2 separate regions of the Mus musculus genome follow, and region 1 is linked to region 2. Evidence: chromatin loops called from intact Hi-C (ENCODE). Cell type or tissue: gastrocnemius. All regions are shown on one strand.

The links. A loop is a pair of places that touch in the nucleus more often than their neighbours do. Peaks named below come from ENCODE experiments on the same cell type or tissue, not always from the same donor. Only the 100,000 strongest peaks of a DNase experiment are listed, where the experiment ranks them.
Region 1: a loop joins it to region 2, with 2.6 times the contacts of the local background. A loop is called at or near these places in 1 of 42 quality-filtered maps.

The regions. Positions count from the first base shown.
Region 1 is chr15:34,373,492-34,378,491 of GRCm38, reverse strand. All of the region lies in intron 4 of Matn2 (matrilin 2), which reads right to left. Among named protein-coding and RNA genes, the nearest start is that of 9430069I07Rik, 18 kb to the right of the region's middle. In gastrocnemius, a CTCF peak has its summit at 3,016 (motif pointing right); a DNase peak (open chromatin) is centred at 2,648; H3K27ac peaks cover 606 bases.
Region 2 is chr15:34,238,014-34,243,013 of GRCm38, reverse strand. It overlaps Laptm4b (lysosomal-associated protein transmembrane 4B), which reads right to left and starts at 4,988. Exons shown (of 7, transcript NM_033521.3): 1 at 4,592-4,988. The coding sequence starts at 4,690. In gastrocnemius, CTCF peaks have their summits at 2,112 and 4,969; DNase peaks (open chromatin) are centred at 4,073, 4,326 and 4,921; H3K4me3 peaks cover 1,965 bases; H3K27ac peaks cover 2,697 bases.

The DNA of each region.
Region 1 (5,000 bases), 140 kb before region 2:
AACTCCACCTGCAGTCTACTACCCAGAAAAAACACTGGTGACATTTTGTGCATTTTAGCATATATTAAAAACATTTTCAAAGTTGGAATTATATGGAAACTGAATAATTTTAATTAATATTTGTCTTTTCCTGTGGTAATGAAAACCGCTCTGAACATATTTTGAGGGCTCATATGAGTCGAGCTGAGCGCAAGAGGTTCAATTGCTCCCAGAAAGTACCATTCCTAATCTCTGGCATGCATAGCTTCACCAACACATGCCGGGATGACTTAGTTTTGAGCTGCTTTTGACACTGTGCAGATAAGGCAGCCAAGTAAGGTACGGACTTAACAGTCTGCTGGAAACATGGTATGGTGGTTTGAGTAGGAATGGACCCCACAGGCTCTCACCAAGGAGTGGCACTATTATAGCAGGTGTTGTCTTGTTGGAGTAGGTGTGGCCTTATTAGAGAAAGTGTGTCACTTGGGAAGGGCTTTGGGGTTTCAAATGCTCAAGCTAAGCCCAAGTACTCTGTCCTTCTGCTGCCTACCAATCAAGATGTAGAACTCTCAGCTACCTTTCCAGAACCTTGTCCCCTTACATACCACAGTGCATCCTACCAGGACAATAATGGACTGTAAGTGTAAGCTAGCCTCAGTTAAATATTTTCCTTTTAAGAGTTGGCATGCCCATTGTGTTTCTTCATGGCAACAGAACACTGACATAGACCCGTGGCAAGTCCAAGCACAACACCGATCTTTAGATTTCCATCATCCTTTCCTCTTCCCATCTGACTATAGGAAAGGTTCTAGGAAAACTTTGTATGTGCTCTGCTTGTCCACCTGCACAATCGACACCAGATGCCATGAGTGACGAGCCAAATTACAGGGAGTGACAGAGGAGTGACTATTGACAGTCTGGCTTGAGTTAGTCATCACATATCCACAAAGTGCTGAGCAGCTGGTCATTCACACGCAGTATGGGAACATGTGTATGGGGGTTCTCCTCAGCCATGGGCTTAGGAATACGTTAGAGGAAGAAGAGGTTAAAGGCACCTTCAACCCATCAGTGAGTCAGCCTCTCCTTGGCACAGGTGGGCAGACAAGATGATGCTGTTTTCTGGCAAGGAGACTCCTTGGATGCCATGAAATGACAGAAATGACACTCTAGTTACAATCCTGCCATTAAAATCAGCAAAAGCCAGAGAGCATAAAGGGGACTGAATGAATTAAAGAGATATTCCTTTGGTTAAAAAGCATCACTACATCAAGGGTGATGAAAACTCAGTTACCCAGAAAACTGTCAGCTGCTGACTCTAATCTTTATACTTAAAAGGAAAAAAAGAGTCTGTACCACTGAAACAAAGATTGAGTTTATCTTTAACTGTGTGTTTGTATGTGCTCACCAGCATAGCTGCCTACAGAGGGAGCACGGGGTCAGATCCTCTGGGGCTGGTGACACAGGCTGTTGTGAGCCACCTGACATGGAACTGAACTGAGGTCCTCCGCAGGATGCTCTTTGTGGTTGGGCCACCTCTCCAGCCTCATCATCCTTCCTTGTTACTAAAATATCCCTTATTAAATTAGTTTTTGACAATTTTGTACAAGTAATACTTTTCTGGTTCTCTCGCTCTTCTTTCTCCCTACCAGTCTCTTCCCCATATTCATGTCATTTCATCCTGTGACCCACTGAGTTTACCCTGGGCTTTCTGTGAAACCTTGAGTTTAGGACTATCCAGTACATCCTGGGGGATGGAGTTACCAATGGGTATACAACTAAAGATAATGACTGTCCTTCCCCAGGAATCCATCTGTAGGCAATAGCTCAGCAAGGAAGAGTCGGGCCCATAAGTTCCTATGGATCTATGATTAACTATGGCCAGTCTTGTGAAGGCCCAGTGCAGGCGGCCAGGGCTGCTGGAACAGCGTGATTTCAATGGCTGCTATGTCCTGGAGAGTGCATTCTGTGGTCCTTCTCCCATATTCCCGCTCTTACATTCTTTCTGCTCCCCATTCTGTGATTTCCCCTTGGCCTCAGAGGGGGTGTCATAAAGCCCCCTGCCTTTAAAATCTTTTTAAAATTTATTTTATTTATATGAGTACACTGTAGCTGTCTTCAGACACCCCAGAAGAGGGCATCAGATCCAATTACTGATGGTTATGAGCCACCATGTGGTTGCTGGGAACTGAACTCAGGACCCTCTGGAAGTGCTCTGAACTGCTGAGCCATAAGCCCCTTTTCTAGGGATAAGCCCTCTACTGTCACATATTCTTAGCACCATGAACATCCACGGGTCTGCATTTGTCTCATTTACTTTGTACAATGCAGGTTCTCTAATTGTCCCTTCCTGGGCATGATGGCTCAGTCTGCAAAGTTACTGTCTTGGCAACATGAGGACCTGAGTTTGATCCCCAGAACCCACATAAATAGCCAAGCATGGTAGCAGGCACTTATTTTTTTCTTTTTTCTTTTTTTTTTATTACATATTTTCCTCAATTACATTTCCAATGCTACCCCAAAAGTCCCCCATACCCTCCCCCCCACTTCCCTACCCACCCATTCCCATTTTTTTTTTTGGCCCTGGCGTTCCCCTGTACTGGGGCATATAAAGTTGGTAGCAGGCACTTATAATCCTGGCAGTGAGATGGGAGGCGGAACAGAATCGCTGGCACTCCCTGCTAGCTTGCCTCACACCCTTGGCAAAGACATAGGCAGACCCTCAAGCAAAAGGTGCCTGGTGCCTGAGCAACAACAGCTGAGGCTGTCCTCTGACCTCCACAGACATGTACACATGTGCATACACACACATGTGCACATACACAAAAACATACATAAATAAGTACTTGGCCTTTGAATTTTGTATTGTGCTTTCAGATAAACATTAAATTGACAAAATGATAAAAACGGATCTCTATTAAATAAACTGGGCACTTTTTAAAAAACTTTTTATTTTTATGTGTATGGGTGCTTGCCTGCGTGTACAAACGACTGTGCACCACATCCATGAATGTAGTTCCCAAGCAGGCCAAAAGAAGGCATCATATCCCCTAGAACTGGAGTTAGAAAAGTTGTGAGCTGTCATATGGGTGTTGGAAGTCAAACCCAAATGCTCTGGAAGAGAGCCAGTGTTCTTTTCCATGGAGCCATCTCTCTGCAGCTTGAGCTGGAGCCCTTACAAAAAAACTTAAGATTTACACTCTCACATATTAAACTGCTCAGGTCTAAGCAGGAGAATGGAGACGGAGGGGACATGCTGATATGCAGGAGACCAGGAGAGGCTTGGCATTTGGAGTTTACTCTGGGAATTCCATGGAACGGGGCAGGAGAGCTTGGGAAGGATTGCTAACACCAGATGCTGAGAGCCCTCTAGTAGGCTGCCGAATCTGAACTCTGTTCAACAGGGGAGACTCCATCCAAACTGTGCTTTGTATTCTCGTGTGACTGACAGCATCTGTCACAGGTATTCTCAGCTCTGGGGACCTTAGCAGACTTCCAGCATAGCTCAATGAAAACCATTGACTTGTATGAGAACAGTATTAGGGCCCTCAGTCCCAGGCTTCAGTGTGCCTGGAGGGTGACAGCCAGTTTGCCTGGTGCTATGAGGAGTTTTGGCCTCACACACTGGCTGGCTGTGCACTCCAGCGCAGACCCTGCTTGCTCCCTCCCCAGCATGCATCATGATGTTAATGGTGCATGTGTTTATATGGTGATGCAGTCACTGGGTCATCCTTTGTGCTGGCTACCTGCGAAGGGACTTAGAGTCCCTTCGCAGGTAGCCAGCACAAAGTCTTGCTGCTGAGAAAATACGGGCCCAGCTCATGGCAACAGTTGCTTCTAGCCATCTCTGCAGGAGGCAAGAGCTTGTGTCTCTGCTCCAAGTATTGCCTGGCTCCGTTAGGGTCACTAGACACCCTCCCCCAACTCCCCTCCCACTCCCACACAGCCTTCACACAGATGTACTAACCAGGAAGAGCAAGAAGAGGTGGGTATAAGGGCTTTTCGTTAGTCATTTACTAACAGTTGCCTGGCTTCAAAATTCTGAGAAAGCTTTTGTAATAACAAGAGAAAATTCGTGTATTTTCGTGTATTGTCTTTTCTTCTTTCTTTCCTTCTTTCTTTCTTTCTTTCTTTCTTTCTTTCTTTCTTTCTTTCTTTCTTTCTTTCTTCCTTCCTTCCTTCCTTCCTTCCTTCCTTCCTTTCTTCCTTCCTTCCTTCCTTCCTTTCTTCCTTTCTTCCTTCCTTCCTTCCTTCCTTCCTTCCTTCCTTCCTTCCTTCCTTCCTTCCTTCCGAGTTTCTCTGTGTAGTCCTGGCTGTCCTGGAACTCACTCTGTAGACCAGGCTGGCCTCAAACTCAGAAATCTGCCTGCCTCTGCCTCCCCAGTGCTGGGATTAAAGGCGTGCGCCACCACTGCCCGGTTCGTGTACTGTCTTAAAAGTATCATTTCAAAACAAATGAACAAGGTACTTGAGATACTATGTGGTTTTATTTTTGTACCAGACGACTTAGAACAGACAGAGCAAATGAGGAAATGCTGATTATTTTCTAGACAGGCCAGGACTCTGCAAAGTGCAAGGAATAACTGTGTGGCCCTGTCTATTAGACATTCTGGAGTCCTTTCAAAAAACACTGATGTTAGAACTGGAAGATGCTCAGATAGTAAAGTGCCTGTCGGGCAAGCATGAGGACCTGAGTTCAATCCCAAGGCAATATAAAAAGTCAGACACAGGTGCTTGTAACCCCAGCACTGGGGAGACAGAGATAGATGAGCCAGCCTAGCTTGTCTGGTAAGCTCCAGGACCCAATGAGAGATTCTATTGGCATCGAGAAAAGGAGAGGGGGAAAAAAAGAGAAGGGGAAAAATGAAAGAAAAAGAAAGGAAGGAAGAGGAAAGGAAAGGAGAAGGACAGGGTAGGGCAGGGCAGGGCAGGGCAGGGCAGGGCAGGGCAGGGCAGAGCAGGGCAGAGCTCCCCTTTCCATTCCCCATTCCACCACACTAACCATGAAATTCACTTACTTACAG
Region 2 (5,000 bases):
AATCTTTTAAAAACAAACAAACAAACAAACAAGTACATCCAGGGCGGAAGCGACGACTTCCTGCTCTTCCAGTGGATGGATCTGAGCAGGTCCTCAGCACCCACACTGGGAGCTCACAACAGCCTATATTTCTAGCTTCAGGGACTCTCTTCTGGCTTCCAGGGATTTCTGCACACATGGCACAGATAAACACACATAAATAAAAAAAGTCTTTTTAAGAAGGATATCTGGAAGAGAAGGGGGTGAAGAGATGCTAAATGTTTAAGACAGATCAGTCATATTTCAGTAGTAAAGTGAGAGCTAATCAGAGCATTCTCAGAAAGAGAAATGATGGGCAAGAGACCCAAACAGAAAAGTCAACAAGATGCAGAGCTGTAATAAAGAGATTAAGGTGTCAGAAGTAGACAGGACTGGAAAGATGGCTCAACACTTAAAAACACTTAGTGCTCTTGGAAAAAACTAGGATTTGGTTCCCCGGACCCACCATAGATCACAGCTATCCAAGTGCCAGAGGACCTGTAACTGTGACCCTCTTTCGACCTCTGAGAACTGTATGCACATACACACACGCTGATGGACATTCATACACATAATTTTTTTTAAAGTAAAATCAGAGGCATTGAGCTGGAAAGTCTAAATGGATGGCCTGATATTCGAGTATGGGAAAACCTGGGCAGTGGGGAGTGTAGCAGAACCCTTCGATGCTTAAGACTTACATACAATGGCTCAACATTTGCCTAGAACCTAGCATATCTTCTTTTAGAACTCATGTTTCGCTTACTTATAACTAATAATACTATGTAAAATGACACATAATTATACTGTATTATTTAATTAATGATGGATTGCATACATTTATTACAGATACATCCCCAAACCCTTGAATACAGGGGACCAATTATTCTACTGTAATGGAGAGAGAGAAAATTCCAGAACACACAGCAGTCAATCAACTACACATTTCTCTCTTTCTCGAGGTTTTAATTTTAATAGGCTATTGTAAACTCACAGCTATCCTCCTGATTCAGTCTCCTGAGTGCCAAGAGCACAGGCATGTGCTCCCATACTCAGCTTAAAGGGTCTTTTTGAAAAAAAAAAAAATGGATGTCAGCTCCTATCTCACAGAAAAGCTAAAACCACAGAGCTTCAAGGGGAAAAAAAATCTTTATACCCTTTGATTTCATAGGATACAGAAAGTATTAACTTTTAAAGAAAAAGCTTCACAAATTGAACTTTTGAGCTCCTAATCACCAAAATGTCTCATTAAGAAAATGAGGCCTGGCATGGTGGTACACACATTTAATCCCAGCACTTTAGAGGCAAAGGTGAGTGAATCTGAGTTATGAGTCCAGCCTAGTCTAAAAAGTGAGTTTCAGGACAGCCAGGGCTGCTACACAAAAAAATCCTGTCTGGAAGGAAGGAAGGAAGGAAGGAAGGAAGGAAGGAAGGAAGGAAGGAAGGAAGGAAAAAAAGGGAAAAAGGGAAGGAGGGAAGGAAGGGAGGGAGGAAGGAGGGAAGGAAGGAGGGAGGAAGGAGGGAAGGAAGGAGGGAGGAAGGAGGGAGGGAGGGAACAGGGAGGGAGGGAGGGAGGGAGGGAGCATACAGGCTGCACATAGTCTTTAATCTCATCAGCACTAGAGGCACACAGCAAATCTCTTGTGAGTTTGAGGCCAGCCTGGTCTACAAAGCAAGTTCCAGGACAGCTGTGACTACATAGAAAGACCTTGTACAAGGTACAGTCTGGGACATTATAGTCACATGTACATATTTAACAAAAAAAATTGGTATCTAAGTACATAAATAGTTTCTACAAATTAATGAGACAGCCCAATAAAAATTATATGACATGCAATTGATTCATAAACAAAGTCAAACTCTTCCACATCACTCTTCATGAGGGACCTGCAAATTAAAGCAGTGTAGCACTACATGCCACTTGGAATGCTAAAATCTAAGACTGACAGCACCAAACACCGTGGCCCATGAGACCATCAGCACTTCATACACTAGTAGTAAATAAAACAAACTGGTAGAACTAACCAGATTGGAAAACTGGCTAGCACTGGGTAAGCCAAACATACCTCACCCAATGAGCAACAGCTCCACCCAATGGAAATACAAACGTATGTCTAGCAACATTGCTTAAGAATGTTCAGAAGAGTTGAATATACATATAATAGCCCCAAACTAAAACAGCTCCATGCACAACAAAGATGTGGTCTATTCACAGACTAAGATATGTTAAGCAGTCAAACATAAGCCAATTACAGATTCCAACACTAGGAAAGTAAAAAATCATGCCTTCTAAATGAAAGGAACAAGAAGAGAACTCAGGTGCACACCATAAGACCCTGTCTGTAGAGTGGCCTACGCCCCTACCCCAACACACTGACTAGGACCAGGAAGAGACAGAGAAAATCCTGTGAGGTTTCAGACCTTCTTAGGGATATGGATTAGTAACGTTGGTGTCATTGTCAATGAACTGTACAAGTAACAAGTGGATCTCACATATGTGAATGGAATTTATTAGAGGGAAAACTCTAGTAGCCAAATCAATGTTTTATTCCTGAAAACCTTTGATAGTCAAGGCAAAACAACAACTTTTTAAAGGCTTAAAGAAATACGGATTATCACATGAGCTGTAACCAAGGACTGTAAATAAACCACAAGCTCTTAGCCTCTAATTTCATCCCTAGAAAATTAAATTTAGCTTACTGAACACAGTACATAGCATGCAGGACCTAGTTAGTTAGTAAAAGGGTAATACTAGTAAGCCCTAGTCAGTAAGCAGGGATACGAAACACAAAATTTTCATTTGGAGCGGTCTGCTTTTGACACACCAATATAGCATGGTTGGATACCTGACAACTACAGGGCTCAAGTATTTCTCTCCCGTAGATCATGTAGTACGCTGTGTTGGGGCTCAGTCTACACTGAAAACTCTTTTTATACATGACCACGTGGCAGGTGAGACAGGGTGAGAAGATGGGGGGGGGGTGCTTGTAGGAAGGAGAGGTAGGTAGGTACCTCATTTTTCCTTAGGCCTTAGGCCCTCACCATGTTGACCTTTTTAAATGGAAATTAAGGTCTTAGATAACAGATTTGTATTTAAAACTATAAGGGAACTCAACTAGTGAACAAGAAATTTTCAATAGGAATAGAAAAGATTTCTATATAGATGTGGTGAGTACCTAAGCTTTTCTGGTCTCCTTGGAAGCGTATGCCTCACAAAGGGCAGGCTCTTACAGGAAAGGAAGCCTACGGAGGGGGAAGTCTGCTTTTGACACACCAATACAGCATGGTTGGATGACTGCCAACAAGACTAAAGTAGATTTATATCTCCCGTAGATCATGTAGTACATTTGCCTAATGCAATGCCCTAGATTTTACCAACTGCATCCACTGAAGCCCTTGCAAGCCTGCAGATCTGAACACTTCCAAGGAGGACACAGACATTTGCAGCCCACCTTCTGCCCTGACTGGCCATCGATAAAAGCACTTCCTGAGGCCACTTTCCACACTCCAACTATGGTTTTAAATTCCTGTAAATTCCTTGGCTTTAAGAAAAGTCAGGGCTGAGCCAATACATTAATGTTCAATTTGCATTCACACTGAACAGCCAGAACCCACATATACCAAAGGTCTGTTGGAAAGCTTTTAAGACTAAAAAATTCTATTATGCGGCCATAATGGACCCAACTAAAGAAAACTTGAGACTATAAATAGAACTGTAACATCACGTGGAAGGGGAATGCATTGTTTAAAATGGCACAAGGCAGTTTACAATTCAATACTGAATATCTTTTTAAACTATCAAAGGGAGCTAAGAATATGTTCTAACTAAAAAGTTTTATATGCCACTTAACTACCACTTTCAACTACATTTCGTTGTTCTGCAGCAAGTAGCTCGGATCTCTCTAAAATGATGTCACAAAATCCAAAATATTGAGGAATCCGACTCAGTCCAAGGCTGCCAACCACCAACCAAGGGCAGCCAGCGCCACAGGGCAAGAATCCATCAAGCTAACTCGCTGCCCCAGAGAATCACATGTTTGTTCTTGACACAAATGTGAGCGCCAACCTGAAGGCCATTTTTAAAGAAAACTAAATTTGCCCGCCGTGCCTATTCAGAGGGATCACCTGTCCTCGGGCAGGAACCTGAGTGGTTGTTAAGATGGCTTCTCCAAGCCAACTGGAACACAGGCACACTTGGGTACCTTCCCTGTGTAAGAGCTTTAAACAGGCGTACGCAGGAAAATCCTCTCGAGAGGAACAAGAATTTCCCAACCGTTTCTGCTCGGACGCGAACTCGCGAGGGCGAACGCTGTGTAGCCGTGGTGCGTCCCGGGGGTGAACATGCCCGGCCCGCACCTCGCAGGGCCCGGTGCCCCACCCCCCCCCGCCCGGCCCCACATGCCCCCGCCACTGCAGCCCGGCTCTCCCCGAGAATTAACTTTCTAATAATACAACTTTAGGCGGATGATCGCGGGCGGCCCCCAGACCGACGCCGACCTAGAAGCGACTTAGTGGCGCGGGGTGAGCGGCGCGCGTGGGGACCCCGGGGGCTCCCTCGACGCCAGGGCGCGCTCACCAGGTACCAGACGCCCAGCAGGATGGTGCCGGTGCGGACATGGCAGCACAAACAGCAGCTGTGGGAGTAGAACCGAGTCCAGGGAGCGACCATCTTCATAGCTCCGGCGCTCGTGGAAGTTTGTGAGAGCGTCGCTCGCTTCGTCTTGGGTCCGCTGCTCCTGCCCCTCTCCTTGGCCGCCCCGACCCTCGGACCGCTCGCCCGACCCTTGGCTCTGCACTGTACCGAGAGCTCCGAGTGGCCGCTGCGACGGGACACTGGGCTCGAAGACCGCGGCGACGCTAGGAGGCAGGGGGGAGGAGAAGCCGTGGGTCACGTGGCCTGCCCGGGCTCGTGATGTCACCACCGGCTCCAGCCAGCTGCGGGCGCTGGGAGCGCTGCGCCAAATAAATGCTTCCTTGCTGGACCC